Linked DNA regions of Homo sapiens: all the other regions are linked to region 2. Evidence: chromatin loops called from intact Hi-C (ENCODE). Cell type or tissue: heart right ventricle. All regions are shown on one strand. Links, peaks and the distances in the headings refer to the core of each region. The heading gives the core; the rest is flanking DNA.

What was found. A loop is a pair of places that touch in the nucleus more often than their neighbours do. Peaks named below come from ENCODE experiments on the same cell type or tissue, not always from the same donor. Only the 100,000 strongest peaks of a DNase experiment are listed, where the experiment ranks them.
Region 1: a loop joins it to region 2, with 8 times the contacts of the local background. A loop is called at or near these places in 89 of 110 quality-filtered maps.
Region 3: a loop joins it to region 2, with 4 times the contacts of the local background. A loop is called at or near these places in 2 of 110 quality-filtered maps.

Annotation. Positions count from the first base shown.
Region 1 is chr7:131,036,243-131,044,290 of GRCh38, forward strand. All of the region lies in intron 3 of LINC-PINT (long intergenic non-protein coding RNA, p53 induced transcript), which reads right to left. Among named protein-coding and RNA genes, the nearest start is that of LINC-PINT, 70 kb to the right of the region's middle. In heart right ventricle, for the core only: a CTCF peak has its summit at 4,378; a DNase peak (open chromatin) is centred at 4,392; H3K27ac peaks cover 2,981 bases.
Region 2 is chr7:130,893,832-130,901,879 of GRCh38, forward strand. All of the region lies in intron 6 of LINC-PINT (long intergenic non-protein coding RNA, p53 induced transcript), which reads right to left. Among named protein-coding and RNA genes, the nearest start is that of LINC00513, 16 kb to the right of the region's middle. RefSeq lists an enhancer at 5,959-6,253 and a silencer at 6,199-6,402. In heart right ventricle, for the core only: CTCF peaks have their summits at 3,306 (motif pointing right) and 3,517; a DNase peak (open chromatin) is centred at 3,340; H3K27ac peaks cover 4,592 bases.
Region 3 is chr7:131,438,322-131,446,369 of GRCh38, forward strand. MKLN1 (muskelin 1) reads left to right here. Exons shown (of 18, transcript NM_013255.5): 11 at 5,160-5,381; 12 at 7,453-7,582. Among named protein-coding and RNA genes, the nearest start is that of PODXL, 110 kb to the right of the region's middle. RefSeq lists an enhancer at 680-1,181. In heart right ventricle, for the core only: no CTCF peak of the experiment used is centred there; no DNase peak of the experiment used is centred there.

The DNA.
Region 1 (8,048 bases), core at 1,825-6,824, 140 kb after region 2:
TAGCTGGGACTACAGGCGCCCGCCACTACGCCCGGCTAATTTTTTTTTTTGTATTTTTAGTAGAGACGGGGTTTCACCGTTTTAGCCGGGATGGTCTCGATCTCCTGACCTCGTGATCCGCCCGCCTCGGCCTCCCAAAGTGCTGGGATTACAGGCGTGAGCCACCGCGCCCGGCCAAGAAATATCTTTATTAACATTTAAAAAGTTATAAAAATGATGTATACAGTAAAAAGACCTAAATATAGATATTAAAGAAGACATACACAGGAAATATCTATCCCATAAGAATATCATTACTCTTCAAACTAATCTATATAGTTAATGCATGACCTCAATCAAAGGAGGGTTTTTCATGGAGCAGAACTCTAAAATGTATATGGAAAAGCAAAACACAAAGAGTAGCGATGATTTTAAAGAAGAACAAGAAGAGGAGACAAACTACCAGACACTAAGACACAATAAAGAAATAAAGACCTATTTTAAAAGCATGATGGTGGCTCATGCCTGTAATCCCAGCATTTTGGGAGGCCAGTGCGGGCAGATCACTTGGGGTCAGGAGTTCGAGACCAGCCTGGTCAACATGGTGAAACCCCATCTCTACTAAAAATACAAAAAAATCAGCCAGACGTGGTGCACACTTCTGTAATCCAAGCTACTCAGGAGGCTGAGGCCTAAGAATCGCTTGAACCTGGGAGGTGGAGGTTGCAGTGAGATGAGATTGTGCCACTGCACTCCAGCCTATGTGACAGCGTGAGAATTCATCTCAGAAAAAAAAAAAAAAAAAAAAAAAAAAAAGCAAGAAAATGGGGCAAGAAAAAAGAAATACACCAGTGGAACTAAATAGCCGCCCCCCCCCCCGCCCCTACAAAAAGACATAGATCTACATAGACAGAAGTTTGTAGGACAGAATGGCACTGTGCATTGGTGGAGAAGGGTTGCAAAGGCAATTAAATGGTGCTAAGACAACAGGTCATCCATGAGAAAAACAAAATTAGGCAACTATACCTCATGCTATACACAAAACTATTTTAGAGGGACAGCAGGTGAAATTGTGAAAAGCAAAACTTTAAAACTTTTAATCGTAAACAGAGGATATTTTATATGACCTCAGCCTAAGGGAGAATTTCTAAAATAATATACCCAGAAACAATGCCCAAAGGAAGGATGACATTAAAAGAAAACTCTTATTCAACAAATGGCATTATTTAAAAAGTTAACAATCAAGCCCCGAACCAGAAGATATTTTTACTCATATAGACCACAAAGAATTGATATGCAGAATATATAAAGACTGCCTACAAATCACTAAAAGAAATCAACAGAAAAATCACATGATTAGAAAATGTCCTTCACAGAAGAAACCCAAATAGCTAAATAAACACATAAATTCTCAATCTTCCTAGTTATCAACCAAATTCTAATAAAACTACAATGAGATATTACTCACTAGTTATCAACCAAACTCTAATAAAACTATAATGAGATACTATTTCACACCCATCAAATTGGTAGAATTAGGACTTGACAATACCAAGTGTTTATGAGGACACGGGGTGAGATACAACCACTCCAGAGAGCAATTTCATTCTAGTTATTAAGTTTGAAATTGTGCATACCCTAAGACCTGGTAATTTTTTGGTTGTATACCCCAGATGAACTCTGGTGTGTGCACTAAGGAGAAATATAAATGAATTCATATAGCAACATTTTTTAATAGTGAAAAATTGTAAAAACTTAAAAGTCTCTCAATAGGAAAATATATTTTAAAATTGTGACATATTTTGAAGAACTGAATACCATAAAACAATTAAAATAAATGAACTAGAGCTACAGATATTAATATAAGTAAACTCCAAAAACATAATATACAGCAAAAAGGGCAGGCTCAGACAATGTACACAATATAGACTGTAGTGAATACTGAGGTGGCTGCTCAGGTCTCTCTTTAGGACTGAAGAGCTTATCCCCCAGTTTCTAGGGGTGTTGCAAGTTAACAGCCCTCAGTTGAAAGAGTCACCTCACCAAGGTCTCATCCCTTCTTCAGGGGTAGCCTTCTTCCCATAACTGGTCAATGTGAAGCTACCAAGGCCTGGCCCCTCACCCCAACGTGGTACCATCCTCAAGGGCTACCCCACCTTCAGCATCCCCTTTGGGATCAGCTGAGGCCTATCTTGTGATCGGACACCACAGCCCAATTTCTCCCTTGGCCCAATTGTGCTTCCTCCTATTCCACAAGTGTGAATCCTAAAATCTCCTTAACAAACTTCCTACATGTTAATCTTCTTTTCTTTTCTTTTCTTTTTGGATACGGAGTTTTGCTTTGTCACCCAGCCTGGAGTGCAGTGGCTTGATCTCGGCTCACTGCATCCTCCACCTCCCAGGTTCAAGTGATTCTTCTGCCTCAGCCTCCTGAGTAGCTGGGATTACAGGTGCACACCACCACACCTGGCTAATTTTTTGTATTTCAGTAGAGATGAGGTTCCACTATGTTGGCCATGCTGGTCTGAAACTCCTGACCTCAAGTGATCTGCCCGCCTCGGCCTCCCACAGTGCTGATTACAGGCATGAGGCACTGGTGGCCCCCAGCCTTAATCTTCTGAGTTCCATTTCCCTTGGAACCTGACTTGCAACAGATACAATGTATATCGTGTTTTAAAACATGTACCATAATACAATTTATGTTGTGAAACAGTATTATTTATGTTTGGGAATGCGTGTGTATTTTGTAAAACTGTAAAAGCATGCACCAGAATGACGAACACCAAATTCAAGAGAGAAGTTACTTCTGGAAGGTAGAAAGGAGGACAGGCTTGTGGAAGCACACACATAATGTTTTAATAACTACATTACATTTTCATTCTTATACTGGATACTGTATACATATATACTGGTTAGAGTATTCCTTATGCTTTCTTTGTATATCCGAAATTCCATGACTTTTTAAAGTAACCTAAAAGGAACAGCTTGCCACTGTATCAACCATTCTTCACTTTTTTTCTGCTGCAATAAACAAATGGATGACATTCATGTGGCCAACAGAGAATAATGGGTGTTCCCACATTTTGAAACAAGAACAAATTTCCTGTTGGAAATAAAAAAAAAAATAGGGCTACAGAGCTCTTTTTGCTTTTTTTTTTAAAGTGGCAATCTTGAGAAGTATTTACAAGTTTGTAATTCTATACCATGCACTAGCAATGATCACTTTAAACAGGCTACTACACAGATAATATAAAACTATGCATAATTTCTACAGTAATTCCACTTCCCTTTCTTCTGCTCAAGAAATTACTGGATTTCAAGTGACCGAAATTATAGTGATAACTTTGACTTTGTCAAGTTTCACACATCGTGGGGCCAAGATTTGAGCCAGGGCAGTCTGACTCTGAATTTGAACAGTGTTTAATTGCCAGGAACAAACCACAGGGAAAACTTCTAAACAGAAGAATACAGAGCAAAAGGAAATGCCTAGGATTGTTCTTTCTAAATTCTCAACATTTCCCAATACAAAAAGTATTATGGTATAATTACAGTTCTATAAAACAATGTGCTCTATGTATAATAAAAATACCAGCAAAATAAAGAGATTACCTGAAAATTGTAAATCGAAGGACACATTCACATAACTGAGATACAACTGGATTTTTCCCTAAATTTGTTAGATAATTCCACAATTGCCAATTTCGCTCTGTTTGTTGAGATCTGATCTTGGTTTCAAATTTTAAAATTTCACTGTATAATAAAATGAGTTCCATGTCCCTAGGGTTGGGCCACGGAAACAATGTTCTTCTCTGTTCCCACCCAATGTGAGCTATGTATGACAGCAACACATCACATAAAAGGATCTAGAAGCTCAAAATAAAAGGGGAAAAAAAAGTATGTGGGAGGGGAGCAGGATGAAAAGATTAAAATATTTTCTAACTCACTAATTTGAAGCAAACAGGTTTTGTACATATCCAAGGCACTGAGCACAAACAATCCAATTTCAACTGATGTTAATTATTCAGGACTACTACTAAGAAACTAAATTTTAAGTTCTATATTTGTTTAATATAAAAAATTTATAATACAGTTACAAAGGAGGAGAAAAACAAAACAAATATATCAACATGGTCAGACATTGACAATAAAAGATTGTTGACTGGGAATGAAATATGTAACACTCTGTCAACAAAGCTTTTCATACCTTAAAGGAATTTTATACGTAATCCCTTCCTCTTAACCCATTATGTGTTTCGAGTTCCTCTTTCTCCTGACACTGTCAAAAAATCTTTTTCTTTAACGTTTTCCCAGTAATCCAGTTATTCCTAAATTTTCAGCGACATTTTAGAAAGAAATCCAAACCTCAGCTCAGGTTAACATCTATACAGGCACTCCCTCTTGTGGTACAAAGGGAAACTGCCTGTTTACTCCAGCGCTCAAGCCCAAGAAGTCCTTTGAGTTTTAGCGCACTGAAGCAGGTTCTTTATTGTCTTCATTTTATAGACCAGGAAACAGCACAACTGAGGTCCAGCAACTTACTTCCTCGAGGCATAACAACCAGAGAACTGAGATTCAGCTCAGATGTCTGATATCCCTATCCCAAGGCCATGCACTTTGCACCATACCTCATGATCTACAACATCTATTCACCCTGTTCTTTTTGTTACCAAATTTCCAAGAATACCTGTAAAGCAGGTAGTGTAGTGACCACATATTACTGAAAGATGCATTTAATGCAATAAGAAGAATCTAATTTTAAACTTCTACTGTTTTGATGTAGTTTCAAAGCAGCTGCTTAGCTTGTATTTTCAGTTTAATATATTCGTGATCATTAACAAAACAGCGAAGTGAATAATGGGCATAAATTTTCCTAAGAAGAATCATTTTCCATACTTATTTTTCAATATTATCAAAAAGTATGTAATTTTGTGGGTTTTTTTGTTTTTTTTTTTTTTGAAACAGAATCTTGCTCTGTTGCCCAGGCTCGAGTGCAATGGTGCAATCTCGGCTCACTACAACCTCCGCCTCCCAGGTTCAGGCTATTCTCCTGCCTCAGCCTCCCGAGTAGCTGACATTACAGGCGCACACCACCATACCCACCTAATTTTTGTGTTTTTAGTAGAGACAGGGTTTCACCACATTGGCCAGGCTGGTCTAGAACTCCTGACCTCAGGTGATCCCCCCGCCTTGGCCTCTCAAAATGCTGGGATTACAGGCGTAAGCCACCGCGCCCAGCCGTAAACAGAATTTTATTTTGTGTGTTATGGACCCACTTGTAACCAAAAGCGCTTCTTTGAAGGACAAGACAAATAATTAGAATTTCCAAAATAATAAACTGTCATCCTTATTTACATGTTAATGTCAATGGATCTGAATAAAAGAATTTATGCGGCCGGGTGCGGTGGCTCATTCCTGTAATCCCAGCACTTAGGGAGGCCAAGGTGGGTGGATCACCTGAGGTCAGGAGTTCGACACCAGCCTGGTCAACATGTGAAACCCCGTCTCTACTAAAAATACCAAAATTAGCCGAGTGTGGTGGCGCATGCCTGTAATCCCAGCTACTCAGGAGGCTAAGGCAGGAGAATCGCTTGAACCCAGGAGGCGGAGGTTGCAGTGAGCCTTGATCGTGCCACTGCACTCCAGCCTGGACGACAAACTGAGACTCAGTCTCAAAAAAAAAAAAGAAAAAGAAAAAGAATTTATGCTTTGTGTTAATGGCATGTCATAAAATTTCAAAACCTGCTGATTCCCAAACACCTATTTTATTTATCTTCATCATGAATTTATATGATGAAAAGTACCTCCTTTACAGGTTTTAAAAGTTAAATGAGCTATACAAGTCAAGGACTGGTTAGTCTTTTATAAAGTTCACCTTTTTCATCTTCCTTTTACCAGAGAAATATAAAGATGTACTCCCATAAATGGTAAAAATACAGAGGGAAGAAGGCAAGACAGCAAGTAGAAAAAATAATTATCAAAAGCACTACTGAATTCTTCAATGTGACAGGTTTTCACCTGCAAGAATTTTTCCACTCTGGAAATGCCCCGAAGTGTCCCACAGTGATTCCACCTGTACAAGTGAGACTACAGCCCATGATGCTGCCCAACCACAGTTGGCCAAGACCTCCCTAGCTGCCCCTTTCTGCCTGATGTGCCACGTGTGTCCCCCCCCAGAGCTGGGCCATGGAGCAAAGAGGATCAGCTTTAAAGCCCAATCAAACGTAGGCTGCATTCCCCTGATCAAACCTCCAAAGTGAATTCCTGGTTTCCTAACTCAATAAGCAAAACAAACAGATGCAACCTCCAAGTATTTTGTATTCCTCACCTCAGTGAATTCCCCACCACTTGCTGAGAAGGCCACGGCAGAAGCTGAACTAATCCTTGACTCCTTTTTCTCCAATATTCTCCCTATCCTGCCAGTCAAAAGGGCATATAACTCCCAGTCACTGAATCTCTTGACTCAACCTCTCTTCTTTAATCCCAATGCCACAGCTTTAGATAAAGTCCTTCCAACATCTTGCAACCTGGATAACAGCCAAGTCCTATTCATCCCTCTCAACCTGGCTCTTCCATGCCCTCCTGCAAGGCCTTCCCCAGCCCTTCTCTGTGGATGCCCCTCCTCCGTTTTGAAGCAGACTGGATACCAGCCCCACCCCGCCGCCATGCTTCTTTTATCCTTGCAGGTGGGTGTGTCTTTATCTTCAGGGTGCCTGAAACATATGAGTGTTCCACAAATTTTTGTTGAATAAGGGATTTCCTTTTGAGGGAAGGAAAAAGTGAAAAAGCACAATTTGGTTAACTAAGCTGGTACTTTATTTGGAAAAATGGCTTAATGAATTTCAGTTTAAGATCCGGTTTTTTCCAAAATAAATTTTTTCTGTTTGCATAAACTTGGGCAGAATCATGGGCAGGATGTTCTAGGGTCATTGTATTTTCATTAAAATTAGGTAAATGTCTAACTGAAAAATGCCCACTTTTACCCAAGTAAGTAAAATTCAATCTTCTATTTTATATATGGGGGGATTCAGGGGCAAAGGTGTGAGGTCACTAACCCCAGAGATAACTGATTCCTGTCTGGTGCAGAAAATGGAAGTGCTCCAAGAGGGCATCTCTCTGCTTCACTTCCCCAACCACTGCAAGGATCTTATGCTCAGATTACCTGATGTCTCTACATATATGGGAGTTGGGGTCAGGTGGGTGGACACCCAGGCCTAGAAGCAAAGGTATTAAGCCACCATCAATTTCCTTCCTAAAGAACTAAAAGGTGAAGGATAGGGCCAGGCACGGTGGCTCACGCCTATAATCCCAGCACTTTGGGAGGCCGAGGAGGGCAGCTCATTTGAGGTCAGGTGTTCGAGACGAGCCTGGCTGACATGGTGAAACCCCATCTCTACTAAAAATCCAAAAAAAAAAAAAAAAAAAGCCAGGCATGGTGGTACATGCCTGTAGTCCCAGCTACTTGGGAGGCTGAGGCAGGAGAATTGCTTGAACCCGGGAGGCGGAGGCTGTAGTGGGCTGAGATCACGCCACTTCACTCCATCCAGCCTGGGCAACAGAGCGAGACTCTGTCTCAAAAAATAAAATAGGCCGGGCATGGTGGCTCACGCCTGTAATCCCAGCACTTTGGGAGGCCAAGGTGGGGAAATCACCTGAGGTCGGGAGTTTGAGACCAGCCCGACCAACATGGAGAAACCCTGTCTCTACTAAAAACACAAAGTTAGCCAGGCATGGTGGCGCATGCCTGTAATCCCAGCTACTCCACAGGCTGAGACAGGAGAATCGCTTGAACCCGGGAGGCGGAGGCTGCGGTGAGCTGAGATCGCGCCATTGCACTTTACCTGGGCAACAAGAGTGAAACTTGTCTCAAAAAAAAAAAAATTAAATTAAAAATTGAAGGATAACCCACCACCATAAATTTGAACTACTTTACACAAATTGAATATTAATCCAAAAAACATGTTTTCCAGTGGGGAGGGGGGTGTTAATAACTATTTAACATAAAACCAATCATTTGACAAATGATATGCAAGGGAAATACAGCTATTCCTGGTCACTAAATTCTGGGAAAA
Region 2 (8,048 bases), core at 1,087-6,086:
ACATTTTTCTCTTCTCTGGAAATGAACAGAACGCGTCATGAACAGAACACGTCATAATTTTTTAAACATCCATCAGTGCCCATGAAAAAAATTTTTAAAAATAATCTGAATCTCACTTGTTTATTGCCTACAATATCAATCAATGGCTTAGGTATCTCTCCGTGTTCTATTACTTCTCACCGCTCTTAATTCATGAGGTCAAACAGAATCTTAAAACATCATTAAAAAATTTCCTCCCTTTCCATGTCTCAAGGTATCTGTAAATGGACAATTTGGGTGTGCTGAAATCAAATGACTGACCAAGGCCCATAACTGTGATCACAGGTAAAATGTTTTTCTGCTTTGCCAAAAATCCGAGTTTCCTTTGCTCTCTCTGTCAAGCTGAAAGAGCCCTCCCAGACCGAGGGGCCAGGTGGAGAGGCCACTCACACCCGCCCTGTGCCGGTCTACCTTGGATGGCCTCACCAGGGCACGGTTCCCGGGGTGGTGACTCAGCTCTGGAGGACCACCTGCTGCGTGGGGGTTGCTGCCTAGCAGGTCACTGCCAGTCACGAGGGCAGAGAGACCCAAAGGATCAGAGAACAGCTCTGAGCAGGTCAAGGGCAGTGCCAGAAGGAAAGCCTTTGTTTACAGAGGGAAAGATCCTGCACCTTGAAGTGAGGCATTAAAGAGTAGAGGGGCTTTGCACCTGCATCCTAAGCCTCTTGGTTCACCACTAAGCCGCAAAGCCACAGGGAGGAAACCACTGGGAATACCATCACAGAAAATGAAGGTAGGGCCACAGGGCACCTCCCACTCTCAAAGGGAAAAGACGGCCCTGGATCATCTTTCTAAAACACCACTTTGATGAAGTCGCCATGGTTTTCTAAAGTAATAAATGGCAGCCACTACCTGCAAGATAACAGAGTGCATTTGAAACCTTTCCACCACCTAAGTCCAACCCACCTTCAGGGCATTCGCTCTACTTCCTTAGATAAAGCCTCTGCTGGGGTTAAGATGTTCTGTCTCCGCTGCCCCCACTCTGCAGGCTTTCTCCTCCCGCTGGCTGGTGCAGAGAATGGGGGAGCCATTAGGAGCCACAGACACTGAGCTATTCTACATGGAATTCTTTTTATTGTTTGATCTATTTCACATGTACAAAGCTTTGACCTTCCAGTTCTAAGAATTCCTACTTAGAACTGGTAGGTTCTAAGAACTCCTACTTAGAACTGGTAGGTTCTAAGAACCTCCCTGGACCGATTCTGGCACATGTCTCTTCTGAACTCACAGAGCTTGTGCCTTAACAATTTAGAGTCAACTGACTTTGCTGTCCTCTCTAATGTGTTAAGTTTCAGTCCGTGACAAACATTGACAAGACGTGTACCTCATCAAGCACTGTAAAGGGAAAGGACATGACCCCTGCGGCAGAGGTCCACAGTCACACAGATGACAGAAATGTGCCCGATGCCTTCCAATGTATGTCACAAACGCGTATTTGACAAGGGAGAGCAGAGACTCTGCAGGTGGTGAGTTTTGCCTGCAGCGCCACAGAAGTCTTCATTGGGGAGCTCCAGGCTGGATTTTAAAGGAAAAGCCGAATTTTAAAGGAAGAACAGGTTAAACACCGAAGGAAAATGGGGAGGAGTGAATGTTTCAAGGAACACGTATACCAAACAACAGAGTGCATTCTCTCCAGCTCTGCAGCTCGGGGTTCCAGGGTCGGGGGTCCCACAAGGTGGGAAGGAGAAGCAGGCCTTATCACGAAGGGCTTTGTAGGACAGGCCGAGTGTGTACGACGTTTGAGGTGGAATGACAGGGCTACGCCCTGTGGAAGGGGCCGACTGTAGGACTGCTCGGAATTGGGAGTTTGACAGGAGAGAGGCACTTTCACAGACATTATCTGGTTTGATCACCACCCCTTCTTGAGCCATATATTTGGCGATTAATTGTGCACTTGTGACATGTTCCTTTCTGCTGTCTGTTCCTTAATGCCCCCTGCTTTTTTGTCTTGTCCCCAGCTGGGCTATCTGTTCCTGGCGGCCACAGAACAATACCTTCTTTAATGGCTCCCACAGTGACCAGCACGTGCCTTAAACTCAGAGCAGGTCAATCAATCAAACTCCTTTTAACTGAAAGTTTAGGATGTGCTTTTGCCACACTCTCAAGTAAGTAAGTAAATTCATCAGCAAATACCAAGTCCTAAAATAATGAATGGTACTTAGGAAACACATAAAGAGTGGTAGAAAACTAGATGGGCTGGGGTCATCCTGTGGAGGCCCTGGACGGCCCGGCTAAAGCATTTGGAACTCCTCTGTAGAAGTGTTTTGATAAAGAAATGATGTGATTGAAGCTATGCTTAATAGAAGATGAATTTGGCAGTAGGATGGGCTGGAGGGAGACAGTCGCTGTGGTGGTAGAAAGAAGAGGTGAAGAAGTGTTGCCAAGCCAGGTGAGAGCGTTTGCTACCATCTGCACTAGCACGCAGCGCCGTTCCTCTAGGGCCCCTGGAGCTTAAGGTAGTTCTTTTCTCACATCTGTCGCACTTAGGAAGATCACATGGTGATGCTGGCTTTTATTCTCCCTCCCTTTCTTCCTTCTAATAATTAGCAAGCAACAGTTATCTGCCAGACACTGTGCTATTACACAAGGGGGAGAGAGATGAAAGGCAGTCTCTACTCTGATGCCTTGTGGGAGAGGAAGAAAAGTATCTGGTTAAAACGCAGCATATTGAATTCTCTGATATGCCCTCCCTCCCTCTCTCTCCCCCTGCTGGCCAGTCTGTCTTCCATTTCTTTCTTTTTCTTCCAAAAAAAGGATCTGAGGCATAATGAAGGAAGTCAGCTAGGAATGGGGAAGAAGGAAGCTAATCTAATGCGAGGAATCCCTGGAGGAGGTGGCACCTGAGATGACTTTCAGGTGAGCAGGTATCAGCCAGAGGAAACCAGGAGGAAGGGAGAAGAGACGTGCGCAGACACAGGCTGGGGCAGAGGAGTGGGCTTAGCGGCCTCCTGAGACATGAGCTGGAACCTGGAAAATGAGGAGCCATGAAAGAGCTTTAATGAGAGAAAGACAATGACATCTACGCTTTAGAAGGATCGGTCTGGAGACAGCAGAAGGGCTTATCGGAAGGTAGTGACTCTGTAGTCAAAGAGATAGCAAAGTACAGATTTGAGAGATGCCACAACAGACGCATTAAGCCCTGGAGCTGGAATGATATGCACACTGAGAGAGTGAGGGAGTGAGGTCCTTGCTGAAGACCTTTAAAATGAGTTTATTTCACCCAGAAGCTCCAGCAAGGGACACACTCACTGCCTTGTGCTGGCCACGAGGTGGCAGCCTCGCACAGCCATTTTAGCAGAAAATGCGTCCCATCCTCACCGGCGCTCACCACCACGTGGGCAGAGCCACTAAAAAAATTCCACCACGGGGACAGGAGCTCTCTGAGCTTGCCCCATAAACACGCTTTTCTCCCACAGAAAGCCTCCACAGAAGCAATGAAAAAGTCAGTTGATTTGGGGAGAGAAGCGTAAAAGCTCGTGCTCTTCAGAGAGCTCTGGGCTGTTTCAGGGTGGCGGCCGAGCCCTCTGACAACTGCGAAGAGACGGAGACAATACAGGCTGGGGATGAAGCGGTTCGATGAAGGGCATTACCCCCAACGAGAACCAACTGGAGAACCAACTCGTGGAGAGCTCGGGCCCCATGACTCAGTCTGACCCGACGCTGGCGAATGCTGCTGAGGACCCTGAAAACCTGCAGGGACCCTGTCCCAGGCCAGCGACAGCCACCCCTCAGGGCCCCTGGTCTCTGTCAGGCAATGCGGGTCATCTGAGGGAGGCTGGGCCACAGATTCCACGTGTAGCTGGGAGGGGTTGCTGCGTCTGGCGAGGCAAGGGCTGCTGTCTAAACTTCCAAGGGAATGGTGTGGGCACCCCAGGAGGAAGGGATGCCCTGACCCCGCTGCATAGTCGAGGGCATGGAGAACCCATCCGACTGTGGCCTTGTGGCCCATCCCCATTCTCTGACGGGCTCATTGTGATTTTCAGCCACTTGCTATTTGCCACTCAGAGGCAAAGCGGCTGCAAGAGGTAGGAGAAAGCAAGAGACTCCCTCACCTGGAATAGAGCATCCACCGCGATCCCAGAAAAGACAAATCCCGTTGCAGGCACTTCAATCCACACAGCAGTCCTGGGATGAGGGTCCTGTTACCATCCCCATTTCACAGATGAGGAAACTGAGGCACAAAGCATGAAGTAACTTGAACGTGCCCAGAGTCACACTGCTAGCAAGGAGCAGAGCTGGAGTTTAGGCCCAGGTGGCCTGACCTCAGAGCTTGTGCACTACCCGCTGCCTGGTACAGTCCACAGAGAGGGGGCCAGTGCCCGGCCCAGAACCACATGCCCTGGGGCTGGAGACAGGTCAGGGCAGCCGAAAGGTGGAGCGCCCTCTCCAGCACTTCTTCCTCACCCCCTGCGGCTTTCTCCTGTGCTCCGACTGCCACCACTTGCTTGGGCAGCCAAGCATGACAAACTGGCCAGCCACCAAGCAGGACTTTTCAGAGGAGGAGTAAAAACCCTTGTATGAACGTACACTCTTCTTGTCACACACAAACGCCCTTCCTTCCACCTTCAAAGGTGATTCTGAGACTGCCCGTTTTTATCTTTGCTTCAGTTGTGCTTGATTTACAGCCTCCTGAGGTGTTTTGTTTTGTTTTGTGTTTTGTCTCTGTCACCCAGGCTAGACTGCAGTGGCGCGATCTCAGCTCACTGCAACCTCTGCCTCCCGGGTTCAAGTGATTCTCCTGCCTCAGCCTCAGCCTCCCAAGTAGCTGGGATTACAGGCACCCGCCACCACACCTGGCTAACTTTTTTTGTATTTTCAGTAGAGACAGAGTTTCACCATGTTGGCCAGGCTGGTCTCGAACTCTTGACCTCAAGTGATCTGCCCGCCTAGGCCTCCCAAAGTGCTGGGACTACAGGCATGAGCCACGCGCCCGGCCTCCCTGATGTTTTTAACTAACATTGCTAGTGGTTTAAGTTGGGCACCGACAAGTATTAGAACGTAATTGCAGAGGTCACGTTGTTTGAACACCGGAACTTCAAGGCGTGCTTGAACCACCTGATCAAAGGAGAAGGGACTGAGGACCAACAGGAGTGGGGCTAAAGGCATCCTTCTGCTCCAGTTTCCTGTGAACCCGCTCCTCTGAGGAAAGGAGTAGTCCCCACGGAAGACACAGGATCCTTCTGGGGGTCCTCCTTGGCCACGTCACACTTCCAGACTGTGTGGCGGGACACTGACCATCAAGCCGACAGACGTGGGTTTTAAAGCTACGCCTTAAAATCAGCAACTCCCTTTCCTCATGAATATTTTAGTGTGTAATATAGAAGATGTTTTTACACTGAATTAAAGTGCCTGCCACTGAATCTTCCTGCTGGAATTATGGGGGGTGGGAGGAGATGGAAAAAAAATCAATGTTTCAAAGCAGTCCTGATGTGCTAAAAATATCTCTCACTTCTCCTTTCATCTGTCTGGTCATTGTCCCAGACGCAAGCTCAGCACAGCCTCGCCCATACAACATGTCGAATCGCTGTCTACCTCCACTTCTTAATCGGACAAAGAGAGAATATTCTTTTTTTTTTTTTCCTTCCTCAGACATTAGTCCAAGATTACAGACTAGGATATAGCAACCTATTATTCAAGAACAGCTTTTAAAGGTAGCTGCTTCAGACTGGCACTTCGGGAAAACTTTGAAAGTAGACTCCTTTTTTTTTTTAATGCTTATTTTAACTATAGATTGGTGATAACGATTCAACCCCAGAGATCCAGCTAACTGTTGGCACAGAAATCCTTAACGCTACTCTCAAGCAAATAAGATCTTGTAAGGGGAAACTCCTGCAAAATATACCTTGTGAACAAGCTGCTCGCACCTCCTCTTGCAGCTGCAAAGATATTCTACTCTATTGCTTAACTCGTGACCTTGAAAAAACTCCACCTTTCCTGCCAGCAGCTCCACTGCATCCACCTGTCCCTACAGGTAGTAAAAGATTAGACAAAACAGAACCACGTTTACACAACACACTTCCGAGCCTCTCTTCCTTCTAGCCCCTGTCCCACCCCCACTCCAAGGTCGAAGTTCATTTCTTGCAGGCTTCACTTTTCAGGATTAACCAACACTGTGCTTTTTCATTCTGCTCAACACCAGTCCTTTGGCCTCACAGTGCTCGCCTGTGTGGAACACGCTGCAGCCACCAGGTCATCTGCTTTAGACCCAGCTCCATGTCAAGTCCTGTTACGGTCCCTCGGGCATATTGTCATGCTCCTGGGCACCTGAAAACTGACAACTGGTTTCAAATTTCTTACAATTTGCTTTTCTGGTCTATCCTTATTTATTCCCCTCACAGTGACATTCATAGGAAGAGGAAGTAGCAGGCAGTCTCTTGGGGACGGGTCTCTCCTGAATACCTGGGGGGATGCCCTGGGCTGGGGAACCTCACAGGGGCTCATCAAGAGGTTCCAGGAGACAGAGTTCGAGACCAGCCTGGCCAACATGGTAAAACCCCGTCTCTACTAAAAATGTAATAATCAGCGAGGCGTGGTGGCTTGCACCTATAATCTCAGCTACTTGGGAAACTGTGGCAGGAGAATTGCTTGAACCCGGGAGGCAGAGGTTGCAGTGAGTCGAGATCATGCTACTGCACTCCAGAAGTGGAAGTAGCCACCACACAGCTGCACCTGCCACCTCCTTCCCCACTCCAGGGCCTTTGAAATGTGCTGCTCTCTCTATGCCGAGAGCTCTCACCCCTACCCCCTGCACCCACACATTCCTGCTCATCCCTTAGCTGAGACCTTGGAAATCACCTCCTCAGGGGACCACTGGGAAGAAGGTCCTTTTCATCTGAGTGCCTTCCCCTCAGGGCATGATTTTTCTTGGGCCATTTTTTTTGGTATGTGTTTACTTAGGTTCCATGATGACAGAGACCATGCCTTTGTTTTCATCACTATCGTCTTCACCTCACTGCCAACCAGTGCCTGGCACACAGTAGGTGTTCAAGAAAGTTTTGCTGAATAAATGGATGAACAATGACATCAGCCTACTTTGACCTCTTGAGTTCCTCTGATCTCTGAATGTTCTGGAGCAAGGACCTTTAACAGCATCTCCATCTCTTCCTGGCCTTGCCGCCCCACCCAGTAAAACCATAATACTTGCTGGTATAGCCTCTTCCTGCAAATAAAAGTATACAAGGAGTTCAGAACGGACACTCCAAACAAAGGGATTTATGACCTTGGTCTCATGTTCTCTTGTGGTGGTAAAATTCACTTTTCTATGAAATTAAAAATTCCTCCCTTGAACAACATTGCCAGAGGTCCCCAGAACAAGGCAAAACTGGGTATTCAAAACTTTTTAAGTTTAGGAAACGCTGCCTGGAATCTCTATTTCTCCCTCCTCTGGTTGCATTCTATTCCTCAGGTTATGTGCTTCTGAAATTCGTATCTAGCTCTGTGCCCGAAGATGCTTCCAGCTCGCTTGCTTCCCCTGCTCCCTGCTCCCCGCAGGCCTGCGGAGAGCACCGCCCCAGTCTGCTATTAAGATCTGCTCAACTGTTTAATTGCACAGCCCGTCCCAGCAGCAACCTCTCCACAGCCTCTCACTTGCCAACCAACTGGCCGCCCACTCACATTCTCTTGCCGGCTTGCTCACTGCCCAAACACACACCCCTCCCCCCAGTTCATCTCTTACCCACTCACACAACGAAGATCCGACTTATCCAATTTGCTGACGTACTTTACCTGAAGCCCCACCCACCCCCCTCCACTTTTCCAGAGTTCTACCCACAAGAAAAGGAAAGCAGCCGGCCCGGTCTAAATACAAAAGATTTACTGTCAACACCTTGAAACTTGGAAAGGGTCCATTACATGCCAGCATCAGACTTTTGGTGGAGAAGCGCGGTGGTGGGGAGGGTAGGAAGATGCTGAGAAGAAAAGACGAAGGGGAAGAGGGAGATGAAAATCCATCAGTCCTCCCTCTGAGTCTAGTTGGCCAGGACAAGGACGACACAGGACTTTTGTGAAAG
Region 3 (8,048 bases), core at 1,825-6,824, 550 kb after region 2:
TAATTATATTTCTTATTCTACATTCCTGTGAGAAATGGAAATCACTTTATAATGAACTAGGTGAAATCTAGAGCTTTTCTTCCAGTTAGAGTGAAATATATTTTGTTTTGTTTATAGTCACAAAATTGTATAAACCTAGAGGGGAATTTGACATACTAGATTAAACTCAGCACCAATAGAAATTATACAATAATGTTGTAGACTAGAAGACTGAACATAGCCTCATTGTAAGCCATTTTAATATTAATATACATGTAGCTCTCATTAGCCCCATCATTGTCATTATCATTGTTACCTGTCTTTGAATACTTATTCCATACAAATTCAATGTAGGTCAAAAAAGACAGTAACCATTTTGAATTCCATAAGCAAGTTTTTACCTGGCTCAACCCATGTCCAAAGTTTTTTTTGATGTATTGAGGAGAAAAAGACTTCAAAAATCTATAACTCTGTATTGATGAACATAAATTATCTAGTATTTGGGAAATGGGAGGTGGTGCTAGAATTATGACAAAACTTAAGTGAGACCTAAAATCTTATCTAGGACATAGAACCCAGGGTCTTTATTTATTGTGTCTTTATAGATTTTTGTTAATTATTTGCTTTTAAACTATCCTATTGCCATATTTCTATTAACATATAATTGTTATAGGAGAATGGTAAGGAGAGGAAGAGTGAGTTATGCCTGTGAAGTTAAGTGGTAGGTAGAAAATCAAAACTAGTATTCTTGGAAATACTCCCCAGCTTAAATTTGGAACTTCTGTTGGCTCTATTTAACTGAGCTCCACAGAGCTATGCACATCCCTGCTGACACCCTCAATGTTCTTCACGTGGAAAATAAGCATGCCAAGAAAAGTTAGGCTGGTTCTGATCTTTTAAAAACATCAGCAGATAATATTGTTAGGGAACAATTTATTCTCTTGTTCCCAAATGGTTACGTATTTCTTTTACAAAAGATGCTGATGTCTTTTTTTTTTTACAGGTTGAAAAAAGAATAGCTTAGGAGTAGCACATAGAGAGTTCTTGTGTGTGGCCTTTGTTTCTCTTGACTTTTATAAAATAGGATGTTTCTTGAAAGCTGGGTGCTGTTAAATAATGCATGGTTTTCAACTGGTTAGATGGTACAGCAGAACACTGGGGGTGAAGAAACAAGGATTTCAGTACTAATTCAGCCAACAACTATCCCTGTAATAGTGAGCAAGTAATCTGTATAATCCTGCATTTGCTATTCTATTTCATACAAATAAAGCTATAAGTTAGAACTTACACTTGTAGTGTTTATGACACTCCAAAAATAGCTTGTGGTGTTCATGACAATTTAGGATTTAACACAATGTTCAAATTTGATAAAAATATGAGAAAGCTATACGATACAAACATGCTTAAAAGCTATTTGCCATTTTTAATTTTAACATATTTAAAAAATAAAATTTAAAGACATCTGGATTTCTTAAGAACATAGTGGCGGTTTAGTTCTCAAGCTTTCCTTGATGTTGCTTTGTGTGGTTTTCCAGGAATAATGGTAATCAAGCAAAAAGATTTAAACACACACACACACACACACACACACACACACACACACACACACACACACACAGTCTCTCTCTCTCAGCAAAACCAAGAGCTAGAGTAAACCTATAACTCCCAATGCCTTGTAAGTTTAGCCAGAAACAACTAAAATACTCAGAACTTTTGTTGAAGCCCACAACAGTATAATAGGGAGACCTGGGAAAGCAAAGGGAGCCTAGCAGTTGTATGTCACAGTGAGAAGTGTCAGGGACAGGGCACAAATTGCACCCAGGGCAGCCACTAGAAGAATCAGTGAATTAACATGTGTAAAGTACCCAGAAATATCCAGAGGTGATATGTGTCAGAAAGCATTATTTTGTAAAAGTGAAGGAAACACAGTGGGAATGATGGCTCCTTTTGCAATGGCCAGTAAGAAACCTGGGGAGCTCAAAGCTTGAGATCAGCCCTGTAAGCCAGATGAGAGTCATAGAATTAGAGAAGGTATGGCTTCACCGGAAGTGCCATATTTTGAAGGAGCCATTCAATTCAGTAGCAACAGAGGAAGGAGTTCTTGAGCGAGAACATCCACCTTCTATAGAAATCCTCTGTGAAGTTATCTGGTCCAGGGAAATTCAACTCAATTACATATGAAAAACTAAAAAGCAATAAATAACAAAGCTTTAGAGAGACATTCTAAAGAAAAACAATAAAAAGAAAAATAACAATAAATGAAAGTTATATCCCAGTACATTACCCCTTTCAGAAATGAAGACTTATCTACAAAGAGCGTAAAGAAGAATAGGTAATGATCATATAGCATAGGAATAAGATAAAACAAAGAGGTAAAAATGATTAACCAGGGAAGGTAGGCAGAGGAGAGCCAACATATATATATATAACTGGAGACTTTAAAGAAGAAAGCCAAAACAATGGAAAAAACAAATATTTATCAATTGAATTCAGGAACATTTTCCTGAAGAAAGATTTTACTCCGCATGTCAAATGGGCATACTATATTCAGAAAAAGTTGACCCAAATACTTAACTCTAAGACATATATTAATAACACTGACTATAAAAGATAAGAGATCATTTTATAGCAAGTAGACAAAATGATCAAGTCACCTATAAGAGAACTAAAATGAGACTGGTATCAGATTTCTCTACATCTACTTTCAGTGCCAAGAGATAATAGAGCAACATCTAGAAGACATTCAAGAAAAGACAGTATGAGCCAAGAATTTTATATCTAGCCAAACTGTCCTTCAAGTATAATCAGTTTTTGTGGAAATTACTAGAAAATGGAAAGTGAGCTAGCCAAGAAGTAGCAGGAAAAACTTCAGTTGAAGAATTGAAGATCTCAGCTCATTGATATTCTCACTGGGTCATGAGGCATTTTTGGAGGTTTGTAGAAGGGAGGGTGGTAGGTTGGACAACATTGGATACTTAGAAGCCTTTATAGCAATATCTTCAAATTTTGTGAGGAGAAGATTATTTTGAACCCAGCCAAACCCTTACCAATCTTGTATTCCTGTGATGAGTAAAATAAAGTCATTTTCAGGTTCAAAAAATAATTTTTCCCAGGAAAATAAGTGGTTATCCACTATTTTGATTTTAAAAATTAAATATCTAACTCCTGACATAATAAATGAATAGTCTTTAAACTTTTGGCTTTAAAGATTTTTTTAAGTCTTTGATGGAAAAGACATTATCACACAGAGTTTAATAAGTTTACTAGCTTTTCAGAAATTTTTTCGGAGAGTAAAAATGACAAAACAAATCAAAAGCGTGGAAATCGAATATTAAAAGGTTTCTTGGTTTAAACTGGTATGCTAGGAAGAACTACCAAGATAAAGATGTTTATACTTCAGCCCTGCAAACAAATGAGAATAAACCACATCAAAATTAAGCTTGAATATTCTCAAAAAGAAAGAAACTCTTTGTAGCCATACGAAGTAGAAAGGTAGGGGGTTGGTAACAAAGATTGGCCATTAGTATGAATCTGTGAGTTAATAAAAAATGGAAATAGACTCATTTAATGTGAGTCCCTAAAGATTTTCAGCATAGTTCCCAGATATTTGGAGTGATTGAGTCTGAAGTACTTCAGAAACGGAAATGTGACCCAGCTCCAGTGGAGCCCTCAACGGAGGCAGTGGATGGGGCCAAACTGAGTTGTTTTCAGCAGTGTGCTGATTTTAACTGTATGATCATTTTAAAAAATAGGAATACTTCCAGACATCTTTGTTTTTCAACCATGTTTACCAAGATTTCACCCTTGGGGAATAGATTTTCATCTTAATTTATGGAAGTCTTTGAGAAACCTGGGAAATGGCTAATGAGGTAGATCTTTTTAGTGGTAGATAAAAATTAGGAGATGTTAGAATCTTTTTAATAATAACTACAGTTTTTTAAAACAACATTTAAAATTATGAAAATAGCCAGGCACGGTGGCTCATGCCTGTAATCCCAGCACTTTGGGAGGCCGAGGCAGGCGGATCACCTGAGGTCGAGAGTTCAAGACCAGCCTGACCAACATGGAGTAACACCATCTCTACTAAAAATACAAAATTATCCTGGCGTGGTGGCATATGCTGGTAATCCCAGCTACCCGGGAGGCTGAGGCAGGAGAATTGCTTGAACCTGGGAGGCAGAGGTTGTGGTGAGCCAAGCTCATGCTGTTGCACTCTAGCCTGGGCAACAAGAGTGAAATTCTGTCTAGGAAAAAAAAACAAATTATGAAAATAGCCTTTTGTTTAAAAAAATACATAAATAGCAGAAGTAATCTGGTAGGAGAATTGAACATCAAATGGTTGGGTTTTATTTTAGCAAAACATAGATGTTTTGTGTACACAATTTATTCTTTATGTAAATGCCACTTACGTTCAACAGCTAATTCCCAACTTGGATTTATGTGTTATTTGAAACAGAATTTGATTCTTATTGTCTCGTGACAAATGGCTGTTTTCTCACACATTTTTATGAAAAGTTATAATCTTGAGTTGAAAGAATGGAAGAATAAAGCTTGACTTTTAAACATGAAGTGTATAGCTTAATTCAAAGAAAATTAAATAGTGCTATGTTAAAAGTAGGCAGAGTTCTTCACATTGTAGAAGTCAGTCTGGAGACTTGATTGTTGTAAATGTCCTTTTGTTTGTTTGTTTTACTGTTTTGTAACATAATCTGAAGGGTTTTATAAAAATAAATGCAGAGAGGTGAATTTAGCTTCACCACTCTTATTTGCATATCTGATCGCTTAGTAAATGGTAGTAATATTAATAGGATGCTTGCCTAGAATGAAAGAAGGGAATTTTTATAAGGAGGGTATGATCACTATTCACCCAGAATATAAGTATTCACTCTTACATATAAATCAACGCCTCATGTATCATTGGTTGATTTTGATAAAAATTATGCAATTTCAAGAAAGCAGAAAGCTCTTTATTCCAACATGTTTTTACCCTCACTGACAAAAATGACAACTTGAAAAATTATTTAGAAACTTGCATATGATAATCAGGGGTGGTATTTAGTGTCATTAGGGACAAAGTTTAGGGTTTTTTTGAGAATGTAAAACTGTACATGTTGGTTTTGTTTTAGCACATATGACAGGAACAAACTAAAACTATTCAATCTGTTGCCTTGTTCTGATAGATGTGTATGGACTCAGAAAAACATATGATCTACACTTTTGGTGGTAGAATTTTGACTTGTAATGGCAGCGTAGATGACAGCAGAGCCAGTGAACCACAATTCAGTGGCTTGTTTGCTTTCAACTGTCAATGTCAAACCTGGAAACTTCTTCGAGAGGACTCCTGTAATGCTGGGCCTGAGGACATCCAGTCTCGAATAGGACACTGCATGTTATTCCACTCAGTAAGAACATTCCGTACATTGCGTAAATGTTATTTTGTCATGTATATCTAGATAGGAAAAGAAGTGGTGAAATCTAATTCTTTAGGAAGAGATTAGTGTAGCAATGACAGAGAAAGACAAAACTTCTTTAACAGTGAACTGTTTGCTAATTATGAGACTCTTCCCATCAACCTGGTAATTCCTAAATAGTTACTACCTGGCTACCAACCTGGGCAATCTTATGACTAATTTCACTGCTTATGTAGATTTTGTAGCTATGTTCCTTTCTTATGCCTTTCCACTTACGTCTCTTAGTAATTAGAAGGACAATTTCTTACTCTGTTCTTATTTTCCCTTCTGCTATTCTCCATTAAGTACAAAGAATTTAAGATTTGATTTTATAGAATTAGAATTTAAATGTATCAGCAATGGTCAGGAGCAGTGGATCACTTGATTCCAGAAGTTTGAGACGAGCCTGGCCAACATGGCGAAACCCCATCCCCAGTAAAAATACAAAAATTAGCCTGGCGTGGTGACCTGTGCCTGTAGTCCCAGCCTCCCAAGTAGCTGGGATTACAGGCATGCACCACCACGCCCGGCTAATTTTTTGTATTTAGTAAAGACAGGGTTTCACCATGTTGGCCAGGCTGGTCTTGAACTCCTGACCTCAGGTGATCCACCCGCCTCTGCCTTCTGCGGTGTTGGGATTACAGGCATGAGCCACTGTACCTGGCCACTTTCTTGATGCTCAAATTTTTCTCTTTGGCTAGTAGGAGCACCCCCCACAACATATTTATGTATCTTTTTTTGTAAGAGAAAAATTAAATTGTGAATTCATACTGATATGTCTGATTCAAATAAAATATTTTTTATCTTAATGTCTTCTATTTTGTAACTTTATATCTTTTCTTTTTACCCCGACTGGAGCGCAGATCGTAGCTCACTACAGCCTTGAATGTCAGGGCTCAAATGATCCTCTCACCTTAGCCCCCCAAGTAGCTAAAACTACAGGTGTGTACCACCACACCTGGGTTTTGAGTAGTAGTAGTAGTAGTAGTAGTAGTAGTAGTAGTAGTAGAAGAAGTAGTAGTAGTAGTAGTAGTAGTAGTAGTAGTAGTAGTAGTAGTAGTAGTAGTAGTAGAAGTGGAAGTGGAAGTGGAAGTAGGAGACAGGGCCTTGCTGTGTTGCCCAGGCTGTCTCAAGCAATCCTCTCACCTTGGCCTGCCCAAATGCTAGGACTACAGGTGTGAGCCACCATGCCTGGCCTATTTTTGTGTCTTTTAAGGTTAAAATCCTGCTTCATAACATTAGTTGCTTTGTCTGTCTATAATAGCTTTCACAGTAAAGAAAACTAACAACAGAATCACTGAGTGCTGTTTAACGTTGCTTTCTGATTATTTTTCTGTTTAGGATTTAGACTTCTAGGGATGGGTAGTCAAAAAGTATGTATTAAAATCATTAGAAATACTATTTCTGTGTCTGAGTATATCTTTATATACAGATAGGTTTATTTGTTGGATTTTTTTTGCCCAAATTTTAGATTTTTTTTTTGAGTTAATTTTGTCTTCTAATTAAATAAAAGCATATACATTGTTCTAAAGTCAAAACCATACATCAAGGTATTATTTTTGGAGAGGTCTTCCTGCTCTGTTCCTGCCACTATAGGTAACTGTCTTTTATTAGGTTTTGGTTTATCCTTCCTTTGTTTTTCAAAAAAAGAAGCAATCTCTATTCTCGCTCTCGCTTGCGTGCTCTCTCTCTCACTTTTCCCCTCTCTCACATTCTCTTTCCCTCTCTCCCTCTCTTTTTGTCTGATGCACAGATATTCCTTCTTCTCCATTCCTACACAAAGGAAGAAGGAACCTGTATATATTATTCTGCACCTTGCTTTTCTTCTTTAACAGGATGTCCTAGAGATCCCCTTTTAGCAATATGTAGAGAGCTTCCTCTTTCCCTTTTATTCCAGCATAGTACTCCATTGGGATCTGTTATAAAATTACTTTTGTAGAGGTTTAAGTTTTTAAAGGATCATTCTGAGTTCTTCATGGAAGTGATAAGTTACTCCTTTCTTTTTTTTTTTCTTCTTTTTCAGAAAAATCGTTGCTTATATGTATTTGGTGGCCAGCGATCAAAGACCTATTTGAATGATTTCTTTAGTTATGATGTGGACTCTGATCATGTAGACATAATATCAGATGGCACCAAGAAAGACTCTGGGATGGGTAAGGGCATTGAGTGATTTCTTCTCTCATGTCTTAACTACTTTAGGTAGAAAACTGCAGTTCATTCTCTTTTCTTTCTAATCATTTTTCACCCTTTCTTTATTTCTTTAATTGAGTAATTCCAAGTAAGAGAAAGAAAATTCTACCAGCTTATTCAGTTCTATCTATTTTTAAATATGGGAATTACTATTTCCTTCAAGCAGAAAATATGTGAATTTCTAAATGAATTGTGTGTGTGCTTGTTGGGGGGCGGGGTAGGAAGAATCAATATCTTAAAAACTTTTTATTCTGTGTTTGCTAATTTTTTTCATCTTCTATTTTCACTGTAGTGATCTTTATATTAGGCACTAGCATAGTAGGGTGTGTGTCTTAAGGGGGGAACTTCATGGGATTGGTAACACCTTGTAAGTTTAAAAGCTCAGCATCTAGGAGGTTATTAGTAGTGGAATGGCTGGTTTGCTTAGAT